2 separate regions of the Homo sapiens genome follow, and region 2 is linked to region 1. Evidence: chromatin contacts called from ENCODE POLR2A ChIA-PET data. All regions are on one chromosome and are shown on one strand. The core of a region is the stretch at or near the end of the contact, and the rest is flanking DNA. Distances in the headings are between cores, read along the strand shown. Region 1 holds the start of CLDN3 (claudin 3). Region 2 overlaps GTF2IRD1 (GTF2I repeat domain containing 1).

Evidence for each region. ChIA-PET counts read pairs that join two places held with the same protein, here RNA polymerase II (POLR2A).
Region 2: POLR2A ChIA-PET joins it to region 1 with 12 read pairs in HEK293. The contact joins the enhancer-like site here to the promoter of CLDN3 in region 1. POLR2A ChIA-PET finds 5 or more read pairs at or near these places in 2 of 52 experiments (CD4-positive, alpha-beta memory T cell and HEK293).

What each region holds. Positions count from the first base shown.
Region 1 is chr7:73,765,371-73,772,900 of GRCh38, forward strand. It overlaps CLDN3 (claudin 3), which reads right to left and starts at 4,900. Exons shown (of 1, transcript NM_001306.4): 1 at 3,627-4,900. The coding sequence starts at 4,679. The coding sequence ends at 4,017.
Region 2 is chr7:74,599,865-74,607,394 of GRCh38, forward strand. GTF2IRD1 (GTF2I repeat domain containing 1) reads left to right here. Exons shown (of 27, transcript NM_005685.4): 26 at 1,180-1,316; 27 at 2,501-2,741. The coding sequence ends at 2,569. Among named protein-coding and RNA genes, the nearest start is that of MIR10525, 7.7 kb to the left of the region's middle. RefSeq lists a silencer at 6,634-7,043. Within about 2 kb of position 4,592, at least 9 of the 41 ENCODE cell types and tissues checked have a DNase peak (open chromatin) inside an H3K27ac peak, as active enhancers do.

The sequences.
Region 1 (7,530 bases), core at 3,650-6,149:
TCCCACCTTGGCCTCCCAAGGTGCTAGGATTACAGACATGAGCCATCATGCCCAGTATCCAAAACATTTGAGATACAATAATTTAGAAAAAAAAAAGGCCAGCTGGGTATGGTGGCTCACGCCTGTAATCCCAGCACTTTGGGAGGCTGAGGCAGGCGGATCACCTGAGGTCGGGAGTTTGAGACCAACCTGACCAACATGGAGAAACCCTGTCTCTACTAAAAATACAAAATTAGTCAGGCATGGTGGCATATGCCCGTAATTCCAGCTACTTGGGAGGCTGAGGCAGGAGAATCGCTTGAACCTGGGAGGCGGAGGTTGCGGTGAGCCGAGATTTCGCCATTGCACTCCAGCCTGCACTCTGTCTCAAAAAAAAAAAAAAAAAAAAAAAATTGGGCCAGGCGCAGTGGCTCACGCCTGTACTATAATCCCAGCACTTTGGGAGCCCAGGCAGGCAGATCACCTGAGATCAGGAGTTTGATGCCAGCCTGGCCAATGTGGTGAAATCCCGTCTCTACTACTAATACAAAAAATGAGCCAGGTGTGGTGGCACACACCTATAACCCCAGCTACTTGGGAGGCTGAGGCAGGAGAATTGCTTGAACCCAGGAGGTGGAGGTTGCAGTGAGCCCAGATCACGCCACTGCACTCCAGCCTGGGTGATGGAGTGAGACTCTGTCTAAAAAAAAAAAAAATTTCAAGTCTCCCCAGTGCCCAAATACATGTGCAACCCTCGTTTCCCTTCAAGTTGCTGGCTCGACCTACAAGTCCCTTTCTTTTCTTTTTTTTTGAGACAGAGTCTCGCTCTGCTGCCCAGGCTGGAGTGCAGCGGTGAGATGTCAGCTCACTGCAACCAGTTCATCATGTTGGCAGGGCTGGTCTTGAACTCCTGACATCAGGTGATCCTCCCGTCTTGGCCTCCCAAAGTGCAGGGATTACAAGCGTGAGCCACTGCCCCCAGCCACAATACCCCCCTACTTTTTTTTTTTTTTTTTTTTTTTTTTAAGACAGAGTCTGTCTCTGTCACCTAGGCTAGAGTGCAGTGGTGCGATCTCGGCTTGCTGCAACCTCTGCCTCCTGGGTTCAAGCAATTCTCCTGTCTCAGCCTCCCAAGTAGCTGGGATTACAGGCGTGTGCCACCACACCCGGCTAATTTTTAATATTTTTGGTAGAGATGGGGTTTCACCATGTTGACCAGGCTGGTCTCGAACTCCTGACCTCAAGTGATCCTCCCAAAGTACTGGGACTACAGTGCCCACCACCATGCCTGGCTAATTTTTGTATTTTTAGTAGAGTTGGGGTTTCACCATGTTGGCCAGGCTTGTCTTGAACTCCTGGGCTCAAGCTATCCCCCTCACCCCAACCCCTGCCACGCCTCGGCCTCCCAAAGTGCTGGGGTTACAAGCGTGAGCCACTGCTCCCAGCCACAATTCCCTTTCTATGCAAATCTCTTGCACGCATTGTCTACGGCTCCTGGTTTCAACTCTCGCCTCCCACTCCCTTTTCCATCTAGTGTTTCCGTTTCCACACCTCTTGCTAAGGCCACCAATGACCACCTGGCTACTGTGAATTCCGTGGCTATTCCTCAGGTCTCATCTTGCCTGACCACTCCTGCAACCTCAGACACTGTTGCCCACACCCACCTCCTTGAAACTCTTTTTGTTCTGTGAGTTTCTAGACTGACTTCTTCCCCGACCCTGGTTTCGGTTGCCATCCCTATGCAACGACTTTCAGGTTTACGAGATCTCTAGACGTCATCCTACTTCCTGGACGTCTCTGCCAGGACGTTCTCCAGACTCGCCAAACTCTACATTTATTTTATTTTTATTTATTTATTTTTTGAGACAAGATCTCACTCTGTCGCCCAGGCTGGATTGCAGTGGTGCATTCTCTACTCGCTGCAGCCTCAATCTCCTGGGCTCAAGTAAACCTCCCACCTCAGCCTCCCATGTAGCTGGGATTACAGGCATATACCACCACACCTAGCTAATTTTTAATTTTTTTGTAGAGATGGGGTCTCACTATGCTACCCAGGCTGGTCTCGGACTCCTAGGCTGAAGATACTCTCCAGCCTTGGCCTCCCAAAGTGCTGGGATTACAGGCGTGAGCCACCATGCCCTGGCCTCACCAAACTCTATACGTTCAAAATGGAACCCATCATCTTTCCGTCTCCTATTTTGGTAAATGATACCACTATCCAATCAGTGACCTAAGTTGAAACTCCCAGATTCCAGCCTTCTTTTCTAGATTCTCGCCTCTCTCACCCTGCACATCCAAATGGCTCCCGGGTCCTGCCCACTTTAACAGCCCCTGTCAGGTTCTGCCCCCACTCCCTGCCCCTGCCTAATTTCTGGCCACCATCATTTCACTCCAAGATGGCGGCATATCCTGTTAGGTGGTTCCCCTCCTTTATCTTTCTCCTTGAATCCCAGTTCCACAGGGGCTGCTGGAGAGGTTAAAAGCATCTGACCAGGTACTTCCCCTTTCATGACTCCCTACACCCAGAGTAAGGTTCAAAGTTTGTAATTCCACATACGGACTCTCCATGACTTGGCCTTTGCTTGCTGGAGTCCTGGGCTTTACTGACACTTCCTGTCTCCCTTTATGTTCCATCCAGTCATTTGAATCTCTCGCCCCCACCAAGTCACCCTGTGCCTGGGTTCAGGCCCCTTTTCCCGCCTGAATCTCCTGTGTTTTCTCCAAGGCACCAGTGCCTCTCCACACTGTTCACCTTAACCACTCCTCTGGGGTGTGTGTGTGTGTGTGTGTGTGTGTGTGTGTGTGTGTGTTTTGTCGTTGTTGTTTTTGAGACAGGGTCTCACTCTGTTGCCCCAGCTGGAGTGCAGTGGCACAATCATAGCTCACGGTAGCCTTTACCTCCTGGGCTCAAGCCATCCTCCTGCTTCAGCCTCCTGAGTAGCTGGGACCACAGGTGTATGCCATCATACCCAGTTAATTTTTTTTTTTTTTGGTAGAGATAGGGTCTTGCTATGTAGCCCAGGTTGGTCTCGAACTCCTGGGCTCAAGCGAGCCTCCCACCTCGTCCTCTAGGAGTGAGCCAGTGAGACCCGGCCTCAAGCCCCTCTGAGATACCCCTTCTAAGTCCTCCCTCTTTCCCTCCCTTGAGGGTCCCAGGAAGGAGATGGGGACCCTTTCTCATCTCTCCCCCAGGTGAGAAGATTTGGCCCGGTTTTACTTTTGGTGGCGTGTTTTATCCAAACAATAGGTCTTTTTGTTTTCGTTTTTCCAATAGGAAATGGCAGTACGGAATGCGCTCTTTCACAAGGCGCACGGGAGATTCCGAATGTGTCGGGTATTGTGCGGGGTCCGGGCTCCCAGCACAGACCCAGGGGCACATCTCTGCCACCTTCCCCTCCCATCCCCAGCCATGGCGTGCGGAAAGTGCTCATGCCTGCTTCCTAGATTGGGCGCTGGCTTTGGCCTCACAGGCTGTCTTCCGAATCCCCAGGGAGTGGGCAAGTGACCACCCCGCCATCACCAAGCTCAGCTTACAACCCCATCTTCCCTCTAAGCTCCATCCGGGAGAGCGAGATCCAGCCAAGGCCGCCCCGAGGGGGAGCTCTGCAGGGAGGTGGAGGCGCTGGGAACAAGGAGGCTCCAGCGAGTGCAAAACGAAAGGCTTTTATTGAAAAATATCAAGTGCCCCTTCCAGGGCTGCCGGTCCCTGCCCAGCGCGAGCATGGGGGCAGCGGCCCGATGGGGCTCGACGGGGTGGTCAAGTATTGGCGGTCACCCAGGCCCCGTGCTCCAGAAGGGTGAGGTTTCACAGTCCATGCAGGTTGGTCCCTGGGCCCCGAAGTCGACTGCCCGGCCCGCAAAGCCGTGGCTGCTGGGGAAGCTGCCCCAGTCCAGCGCGGGGGCTTCCTGGCTTCTGGGGGTGGGCTGGCCTCCGAGGCAAGGCTGCACGCTGGATGGCCTGGTGCGCGCTCCAGCTCGCGGTGGTGGTGGTGGTGTTGGTGGTGGTGGTGGTGGTGGGGTCTCCCTGCGTCTGTCCCTTAGACGTAGTCCTTGCGGTCGTAGCCTGTGCCCAGGCTGGCTCCCGGGCCGGTGGAGCGCGGCGCGGAGTAGACGACCTTGGTGGCCGTGTACTTCTTCTCGCGTGGGGGACACGAGCAGCAGAGCAGCGCGCCCCCCAGCAGCTGCAGCGCCGCGGCCGCCCAGCCCACGTACAGGCCCGCGCCCATCTCGCGCTTCTGCGCCTCGGGCACCACGGGGTTGTAGAAGTCCCGGATAATGGTGTTGGCCGACCAGGACACCGGCACGAGGGTGAGCAGGGCGGCGAGAAGGAACAGCACGCCTGCCACGATGGTGATCTTGGCCTTGGCCGTGTCGTCCTGCACGCAGTTGGTGCACTGGGCGCCCACCAGCGCCACTAGCAGCCCGAAGGCGGCCAGCAGGATGGCCACCACGATGAGGGCGCGGGCCGCCTGAAGGTCCTGTGGCAGTGCCAGCAGCGAGTCGTACACCTTGCACTGCATCTGGCCGGTGCTCTGCACCACGCAGTTCATCCACAGGCCCTCCCAGATGTTCTGCGACGTGATGATGTTGCTGCCGATGAAGGCCGACACGCGCCACATGGGCAACGCGCAGCACACGATGGTGCCCAGCCAGCCCAGCACGGCCAGCGCGGTGCCCGTGATCTCCAGGCCCATGGACATGGCTGCCGCGGCAAGGCCCGCTCCACCGGGTGGCTCCGGGTGCGGGGAGACGAGGGGCCGGGGCCGCTGGGCCTGGCGGGAGCTGCGGCGCCCCGACGGACGGACGGACGGACGGACTGACTCACCGACGGCGCGCGCTAACGGCTCGGCTCCATACGCTCTCGCCGCGGCTGCGCCTGCACCTGCCTGTGGCTTTGTGGGCGGGCGGCGGCGACTGGGCTGGCCCTGGGCTGGGGCCGGTGCGTCTTAGCTAAGTGCCCAGCGCTCCGGTGGGGGCGGTAGGGGCGGAGCCGCGCTCTCCAGGGCCTAAGGACAGTGACGTGGCCCCTGCCTCCCACCTTCACCGAGCGTCCTGGGAGGAAGGACTTGGCCCTGCGCGGCCCACAACGCCGGGGTAGGGGGGTTGCCAAGGAAGGGCGGGACCTGACCCAGCCCCCGCCCCTCGGTCCTTGTCCCTCTCTGCTCGGGAATGAATTCTCCGGGGCAAAACCGAGGACGGGATGCGTCAGGGGCTTGGGGTGCAAATCCCAAAGAATTTGACACGGCTTCTCTCTCCTCACCACTTTGGGCGCTTTTGGCACGTGCCGCGTGGGGATGGGGGCGCTGCCAATTACCCCGGAACGGCGGGGCGGGGAGGACCAGGGTGGGCGTGGCCGCGGCTGTTTGCAGGAGCCGCGCACCTGCTGCTCTGCCCCTCCCGTACACACGTCGCACAGGCTCAGCCTGAGTCCGGGCGGTGGGGTTGTCCAGCCCAGGAATTGCTGGGCCCAGAAGCCAGGGACTGCCTGCGCAAAGGTACCCAAAAGATGCCCTTAAGCCTAACTAAGCTCAAATTCCTCTCCAGCTCTCCCTCCAGTTCCCATCGCTGGCCGTGAGCCTGCATGCCTTTAGCTAAGCTGCTCTCCCCTCCCAGAAGTCCCCCTCCTCCCATTGAGTCCCCTCCCCTCTCCGAGCCCTGTCCTCCCTCCCTTTGAGCCTGAGTCAGGGCTGAGGCCCACCTTAATGAAATGGTGGTGAAAGAGGTTCGATCTCCGCAAAAGTGGGAAATCGGGCAGGACCGAGCACCGTGGTGGCTGACTCCTGTAATCCTCGCACTTTGGGAGGCTGAGAAGGGAGGATTGCTTGAGACCAGGAGTTCGACACCAGCCTGGGCAAAATAGTGAGACCCCGTCTCTACAAAAAATTAAAAAACTAGCCAGGTGTGGTGGCGTGTGCCTATAGTCCCAACTACTCCGGAGGCTCAGGCAGGAAATTACTTGAGCCCAGGAGTTCGAGGCTGCAGTGAGCTATGATCGCACCACTGCACTCCAGCCTGGGCATCAGAGCAGACCCTGTTTAAAAAAAAAAAAAAAAAAAAAAAAAAAGGTTGGGAAGTCAGAAATGCTACACTCAAAGCCCTGGCTGTCACACCTGGACGATCGTTCCCCCTTCTTCACCAAGCTCAGAGCCCTTCAGATTTGGCCTTGGAGGTTCAGCCTGGGCTGTTCCTAACCCCATCCCCTCTCTTCCCCTCAGAGCAGCCCTTGCATACCACATGCCCCTGCCTCAGAGTCCCTGCACTTACTGTCCCCTGTACATGGAACATGCCTGCAGACATCCACATAGCTTACTCCTAACTGCCTTCAGCTTTTTGCTCTCAGTGAGTCTTTCCCTGACCACCCTATTTAAAACTGCAGCTTCTGGCTGGGTACGGTGGCTCACGCCTGTAATCCCAGCACTTTGGGAGGCTGAGGCGGGTGGATCACTTGAGGTAAGGAGTTCCAGACCAGCCTGGCCAACGTGGCGAAATCCCGTCTCTACTAAAAATGCAAAAATTAGCCAGGCGTGGTGGTACACGCCTGTAATACCAGCTACTCGGGAGGCTGAGGCAAGAGAATTGCTTGAACCCAGGAGGTGGAGGTTGCAGTGAGCTGAGATCACACCCCTGCACTCCAACCTGGGTGACAAAGCGAGACTCTTTGTCTCAAAATAAAATAAATAAAATAAAATAAAATAAAATTGCAGTTTCTTACCCCACAATGCCTGCCCCCCTTTAATACTTTATATTCTGCTTAGCATGTAACACCATCGGACAATATTCTATATTTTTCTTATTTATGTTTCATTGTACTTAAAAAAATTTTAAATTGGCAATGATCGTACCTACGCGTGGCACACCCAGTGATGTTTTAATACATAGAATGTATAGTAATCATATCAGGGTAATTGGCATATTCATCATCTCAAACTTTTATTTCTTTGTGCTGGGAACGTTCAATAACTTATTTATTTATTTATTTTAGAGACAGTGTCTTGCTCTGTCACCCAGGCTGGAGTGCAGTGGTACTATCATAGCTCACTGCAGCCTTGAATTCTTGGGCTTAAGCAATCCTCTAGCTATAGCCTCCCAAGTAGCTGGGACTACAGGCATATACCACCAAGCCCACCTAATTGTTTCATTTTTTTTTGTAGAGATGGGGTCTCACTGTGTTGCCCAGGCTAGTCTTGAACTCCTGGTCTCAAGCAATCCCCCAACCTTGGCATCCCGAAGTGCTAGGATTACAGGTGTGAGCAGCAGTGCCCAGCCTATTTTTTTTTTTAAACGAAATCTCGCTCTTTTGACCAGGCTGGAGTGCAGTGGTGCAATTTCGGCTCACTGCAACCTCCACCTCCTGGGTTCAAGCAATTCTTCTGCCTCAGCCTCCCAAGTAGCTGGGACTACGGGCACGTGCCACCACGCCCAGCTAATTTTTGTATTTTTAGTAGAGATGGGGTTTCACCATATTGGCCAGGTGGTCTCGAACTCCTGACCTCATGATCTGCCCGCCTTGGCCTCCCAAAGTGCTGGGATTACAGGCATGAGCCATGGCAC
Region 2 (7,530 bases), core at 3,342-5,841, 830 kb after region 1:
TTCCAGCCTCCCCAGAACTCCCAGAGCCTCTCCTGGGGTCCCACATCCCCTCACAGCCTTAAAGAGCCCAGGAAAGAATGTGGCCTCCGGAGCCACGCAGACTTGGCCTTGGAGAAAGTCCTTTAACAGCCCTGCCCCTTCGGGTGCTCGTGAGTGAAATGTGAATAGGATCTTGGAGGGTTGCTGGGAGGATCCCAGCAGACAATGTGCAAAGCATTTAGCACAGTGCCCAGCACCCAGAAAATACTCAGAAACTGAGAATGCGATTAATATTGTTGCCATGAGCCAGGCACGGTGGCTCATGCCTGTAATCTCAGCATTTAGGGAAGCTGAGGCAGGAGGATTGCTTGAGGTTGGGAATTGGAGACCAGCCTGGGCAACATAATGATGCAGAAATACAAAAAGTTAGCCAGGCATGGTGGCGCGCACGTATAGTCCCAGCTACTCGGGAACCTGAGGTGGGAGGATTGCTTGAGCCCAGGACTTGGAAGCTGCAGTGAGCTACGATTGCACCATGGCACTCCAGCCTGGGCAACAGAGTGAGACCCTAAAAAACAATATAGGCCAGGTTCGATGGCTCATGCCTATAATCCCAGCACTTTGGGAGGCCGAGGTGGATGGATCACTTGAGGTCAGGAGTTCAAGAGCTGCCTGCCCAACACGGTGAAACCCCATCTCTACTCAAAATACAAAAAAATTAGCTGGACGTGGTGGCAGACACCTATAACCCCAGCTACTTGGGAGGCTCAGGCACTAGAATCGCTTGAACCCAGAAGGCAAAGGTTGCAGTGAGCCAAGATCGCGCCACTGGACTCCAGGCTGGGTGACAGAGCGAGACTCCATCTCAAAAAACCAGAAAGAGAGAGGACCTAGGGCCTAAGGGGTGAGCTTGCTGGGGAGGAGGAGGGACACATGGGGATGAGGATACGGTGTTAGCAAAGGCAGGCAGGCCAGCAAGAGCAGGAGGCCGGGGAGAGTGGGCCCTCGGGCTTGCTTTGGGAAGGAGGCTGGACATGTGGGCTCTGGACAGGTGGGCCCTGACCCCCAGGGGATCAGGAGCCTGAAATCCTGAAAGGGGGACTCGAAACCTTAAGACAGAGCACTTTTCCAGGGAGCTCAGGAGGCTGAGACAGAAAAGCCTCAGCTTCCAGTGTCAACAGCCTTTTCCCCTCCTTCCAGCCAAAGACAGCAGCATTCCCAAGCGCAAGAGAAAGCGGGTCTCGGAAGGAAATTCCGTCTCCTCTTCCTCCTCGTCTTCCTCTTCCTCGTCCTCTAACCCGGATTCAGTGGCATCGGCCAACCAGATCTCACTCGTGGTAAAGTTGCACCGATTTGGACTCCGGCACTCATCTCTGTGGCCCTCACCCCTCTGTCTGGCAGGGCCGTCTACTCTGGGATGTGGGCCCAGGGGACGGGGAGGCACTGGGCTTTGAGTGGGGACCTTCCGGCCTCGGGGGTTATAGATGCATCCACCTGTCTCACCCAAGAGGTAGCCCATCCTTCTCGTGGGGTACTCACAGGCACTCAGGCAGGAATTCACATCCTCGCTGGGCAGATGGGCCGGCTGAGGTCCACCTGCCCACACCCTTCAGCCGCACCAGAGCTGGAGACATGAAAAGACATGGCTGGCGGGTGCAGTGGCTCACGCCTGTAATCCCAGCACTTTGGCAGGTCAAGTCGGGTGGATCACCTGAGGTCAGGAGTTTGAGACCAGGCTGACCAACACGGGGAAACCCCATCTCTACTAAAAATACAAAATTAGCCGGGCAAAGTGGGGCATAGTGGCTCATGCCTGTAATCCCAGCTACTTGGAAGGCTGAGATAGGAGAATCGCTTGAACCTGGGAGGCAGAGGTTGCAATGAGCCGAGGTCGCGCCATTGCACTGCAGCCTGGGCAACAAGAGTGAAACACTGTCTCAGAAAAAAAAATTAGCCAGGCATGGTGGCACGTGCCTGTGGTCGCAGCTACTTGGGAGGCTGGGGCAGGAGGATCATTTGAGCCCAAGGGGATTGAGGCTGCAGTGAGCCAAGATCGTCCCATTGCACTCCAGCCTGGGCAAGAGAACGAGACTCCATCTCAAAAATAAATAAATAGGCTGGGTGTGGTGGCTCACGCCTGTAATCCTAGCACTTTGGGAGGCCGAGGCAGGCGGATCACTTGAGGCTCAGGAGTTCAAGACCAGCCTGGCCAACATGGCAAAACCCCGTCTCTACTAAAAATAGAAAAATTAGCCGGGCATGGTGGCGGGCGCCTATAATCCCAGCTACTCGGGAGGCTGAGGCAGGAGACTCGCTTGAACCCGCGGGGCCAAGGTTGCAGTGAGCCGAGATTGCATCACTGCACTCCAGCCTGGGCAGAAGAGTGAAACTCCATCTCAAAAAAATAAAAAATATAAATAAATAGCCTCTGAGAAAGCTCTTCCAAAAGCAGAACTAAGCATTTTGGGTTTGTTCCGCATCACCTGGAGTCCTAATCCAGTCCCTTTGTCCCTCTCTCTAGCAATGGCCAATGTACATGGTGGACTATGCCGGCCTGAACGTGCAGCTCCCGGGACCTCTTAATTACTAGACCTCAGTACTGAATCAGGACCTCACTCAGAAAGACTAAAGGAAATGTAATTTATGTACAAAATGTATATTCGGATATGTATCGATGCCTTTTAGTTTTTCCAATGATTTTTACACTATATTCCTGCCACCAAGGCCTTTTTAAATAAGTAAAAAAAGAAAAAAAAAAAAAAGAGTGTTGCCTTTACTTTTACGGTCACTGTTTCATGTTCTCTTTTGGATCGTGGCCGCAGCTGTCACTGGGGACAGGGTCAGGAAACGCAGCTCAGGTGGCCTGCCAAGGCCCTCCTTCTTCATCACAGCAGAGGTAGTGTCCAGGAAGACCCCAGAGCTCTCTGTGCTCCTGGGAGCACGTGACCTCAAGAAGAAAAGCCACGGAAGGAAAATGTGCCACGGGGCCGGGCGTGGTGGCTCATGCCTGGAATCCCAGCACTTTGGGATGTCGAGGTGGGTGGATTGCTTGAGGTCAGGAGTTCGACCTCATTGGCCTGTAATACCGATGCTTTGGGAGGCCAAGGTGGGAGGATTGCTTGAGACCAGGAGTTTGAGATGAGCCTAGGCAACATAGTAGAACCCTTTCTCTAGAAAATGTTAAATGTGGCTTACACCTGTAATCCCAGCACTCTGGGAGGCTGAGGCGGGTGAATCACCTGAGGTCAGGAGTTTGAGACTAGCCTGGGCAACATAAGGAGACCCCGTCTGTACGAAAATGCAAAAATGAGGCCGGGCATGATGGCTCATGCCTGTAATCCCAGCACTTTGGGAGGCCGAGGCGGGTGGATCACCTGAGGTCAGGAGTTCGAGACCAGCCTGGCCAACATGGTGAAACCCCATCTCTACTAAAAATGCAAAAATTAGCCAGGTGTGGTGGCGGGAACCTGTAATCCCAGCTACTCAGGAGGCTGAGGTAGGAGAATCACTTGAACCTGGGAGGCAGAGGTTGCAGTGAGCTGAGACCACGCCATTGCACTGCAGCTGGGGCAAGAAGAACAAAAGTCCGTCTCAAAAAAACAAAACAAAAGCACAAAAATTAGCCAGGCGTGGTGGTGCACACACCTGGAGTCCAGCTACTCAGGAGGCTGAGGCAGGAGGAGGATTGCTTGAGTAAAGATGGTTGAGGCTGTAGTGAGTCATGATTACACCACTGCACTCCAGCCTGGGCGACAAAGCAAGACCCTGTCTCAAAAAAAAAAAAAAGTGTTAAATATGGTAAATGTCAGAGAGGGAGGGGCCCATCCCAGTGAAGCACTGTGGCTGGATGGGAGGCTTCTTCAAAAAGGGGTTTGGAGACCAGGTGCGGTGGCTCACGCCTGTAATCCCAGCACATTGAGAGGCCAAGGTGTGCAGATCGCCTGAAGTCAGGAGTTCGAGACCAGCCCAGCCAACATGATGAAACCCTATCTCTACTAAAAATACAAAAAAATTAGCCAGGTGTGGTGGCGCGCAACTGTAATTCCAGCTACTTGGAAGGCAGAGGCAGGAGAATTGCTTGGACCCAGGAGGCAGAGGTTGCAGTGAGCCGAGACTGTACCATTGCACTCCAGCCTGGGCAACAAGAATGAAACTCCATCTCAAAAAAAAAGGGGGGTGGGGTGGGGGCAGGACAAGTTTTCTTTTTTCAGAGGCAAGTTCTTTCTGTGTCCCCAGGCTGGAATGCAGTGGCACGATCATATCTTCCTGCAGCCTCAAACTCCTGGGCTCAAGTAATCCTCCTGCCTCAGCCTCCAGAGTAGCTGGGACTACAGGTGTGAGCCACCACACCCAGCTAATTTTTTGATTTTTTTGTAGAGATGGGGTCTTGGGTTATGTTGCCCAGGCTGGCTGCAAATTCCTGGGCTCAAGCCATCCTCCTGCCCCAGCCTCCCAGAGTGCTGGGATTAGAGGCGTGAGCCACCATGCCCAGCCTGGGATGATTTTGGATAGAGCTCTGGATACCTGACAAGCAGAGTGATGGGGTCCCAGCTGTGTCTCAGAAAGACCACTTTAGGGGCAGGTGGGAAGTTGAAGGAAGGGACAAGACTGAAGGCAGAAAGACAAGTCACAAGAGCGTGGCAGGCGTCCAAGGCCTGGCACCCAGTCCCTGCTTATTGGGTGACACATATTTACTGAGCCCTGCCCTTCTGGCTGGGGAGGCCAAGCAGCTGAGTGTCCTAATTGGGGAGGCAGCTGCCAGGGAGTACAAAACAGAGTAGGGCTGGTGCGGTGGCTCAGGCCTGTAATCCCAGTGCTTTGGGAGGCCAAGGTGGGAGGATCGCTTGAGGCCAGGAGTTCAAGACCAGCCTAGACAACATAGTGGAACCCTTTCTCTAAAAAATGTTAATTAGCTGGGTATGGTGGTGTGTGCGTGGTCCCAGCTACTCTGGAGGCTGAGGCAGGAGGATTGTTTGAGACCAAGAGTTTGACACTGCAGTGAGCCGTGATTGCACCACTGCTCTTGAGCATGGGCAACAGAGCAAGACCCTGCCTCTGAAAAAACAAAGCGGGGGGGCCTCACCTAGTGCAGAAAGTAGGAAGAGTCCTTGAAGCTGAGGCTTGAAGAGCAAGTGAGGCTTTGGGGGGACAAAGAGAGGAGGGCTGAGGTAGGTGGGTGTTTAAGACGAGAGCGATGTGGGCAAAAACGGAGCTGGACAGGGACTGGGTACGTTCCAGGAATAAGAAGGTGTCACCAGAGCAGACACAGGGTGGCTGGAGGTGACATGTCAGGGCAGGTGTGGACTTAGTCAGGGTTCCCGAGGACGCTAAGCAGGTGTCTCCTACACATGGTGCCGGGCTGAAGTGGTGGGCAGAGGCAGACATCCAGCCTGGGTTACACCTGCCCAGCCATGCACTCTGGGACAGAGCTGCGTACTTTTTCTCACCGACCCACGTGGAAGGCCTCATAAGCCGGGCCAAGGCAATTTCCAGAAGGCAAATGAGACCCACAGCAGGAAGTACCTGGGGGAGAGCCAGGCCTAGGTCTGCATTTTGGAAGGGTGCCCCTGCCCGCTGAGAGATGTCGGAGAAGGAAGGGAGGAATACATCAGAAGACCACCTGGGAGGCTCCAACAGAAGATAGCAGTAGAGGCCAGGCGTAGTGGCTCATGCCTGTAATCCCAGCACTTTGGGAGGCTGAGGTGGGTGGATCACCTGAGGCCAGGAGTTCGAGACCAGCCTGGCCAACATGGTGAAACCCTGTCTCTACTAAAAATACAAAAATTAGCTGGGCATGGTGGTGGACACCTGTAATCCCAACTACTCTGGAGGCTGAGGCAGAAGAATCTCTTGAACCCAAGAGGCAGAGATTGGCAGTGAGCTGAGATCGCACCACTGCACTCCAGCCTGGGCAACAGAGCGAGACTCCGTCTCAAAAAAAGAGAGAGAGAGAGAGATGGCAGTGGTTTGGGCCAGGTGGAGAAAATAACTAGAGGGTCAGCCAGTCGGGTGGACGAGGGGTTCTGGAGAGTCAGGGGTCAGGGTGGTCCCAGGATCTGGCTCTAACCGTCCACCCAGGGCCCAGAATGAGGCCTGTGGCTTGGAGGGACTGAGTTCTGAATCAGCTGAGGAAATGGTCAAAACTTTAGTCCAGGGCTTCTGCCAGTCCTCAGGGTCAGTCCCATCCATGCCCAGAGCTGGGAGGAAGGCCCCATCCCAGCCTTCCAGACCACACTTCCTCCTGGAAAGACGCTAGAAACCACGTGCCTGGCACAGCCACCCCCTCTCCGCTGGTGCAAACCCCCCACCCAGTCAGCTGCCAGCCTCACCTTCCTCCCTCCCACCTCCTAGTGGCTCCCAGTGCCACCAGGCGCCTCCACTCCACCCTCAGCCCCTGCCCTGGGCCGGGCCCACTTTTTCCACTCCAGGATGGGGGCAGGAGTGACCTCCTCAACTGGCCACCACCTCCAAGCAGAAACTGCCTATGAAGTCAAGATGATCTGAAGAGTCCTTGCAGCTGCCACCTTGCCTTCAACCCTCACGTCCTGTAACCCATCCCCCACCCCCGATCCTGTGACTCTGGATTTAAAATCTGTTTTGCTTTCCTTGCACCCAGTGCAAGCATCTAGGTGCGGCGTTCCAGGCGCCTCGCAGGGGGTCGGGTCCCCAGCCTTCTGTCCCACCGTTCCGTCCCCCGGGCCCGGCCCACCTGGCGCCCCCTCCCGCCCGCCACCGCCCGCTGGCGCCTGTCGGTCGTCTAGACCCGCCGCCCCCGCTCCACCGCTCAGATCCGCGGCCAGAGCCGGAAGTGGCTCCTGCCCCGGCCGGGAGCGGCGGGGCTGAGACTGTGCCCGCGGGCACTGCCATCCCGTGCATGGAGAGGGCGCAGAGCCCGGGGGTAGGGCGGGCCGGGGAACCCGATCCTCCTTCATCCGCGCAAAGGCCCGCGAAGCTCCCAATCTGTTCTCTTTCAGGCTCACTGTGCAGATGGCGTGCAATTAAGTGGGTCGGTGCAGCAAACCCTCGTATCCTCCCGCTTCCCTAAAAGCAGAGGATTGAGCCGCTGCACTCCAGCCTGGGCAACACAGCGAGACCCTATGTCTTAAAGAAAGGGCAGAAGTGGGGACCCCTCTCCCACCCCCTTCCCCTGCTCCAAGCCAAAGCGTTTGAAGCAAGAGGTTGCCTCCTGTGAGTTTCCCCCAGTCCCTGGAGGCCTGGGCTTTGGGAGGTGTGTCCAGGCAGAGGACAGAGGTCTTGTGCAAAGGGCCGCTTTTCCCTTCGCCCACCCTGCGCCCGCCCAGCCCCTTATCCGATGGGAAAGCCTTACTGACTCTTTTCCTCGCAGAAGCGCCCAGATGCTGTTTATGCAACCTCTCCAGAATCTCAGTGTACTGTACTTTTTAAAAAGTGATTTGATTCAAAGCACTCATTCTTTAATTAAACTTCATTTAGCTGCCATCTGTCTCGGTTCGAAATGGCTTCGTGTTTTGCAACTCTAAATGAGAATTGTTATTGGATTTGTAAACACATCCCCAAAAAAATCACAAAACA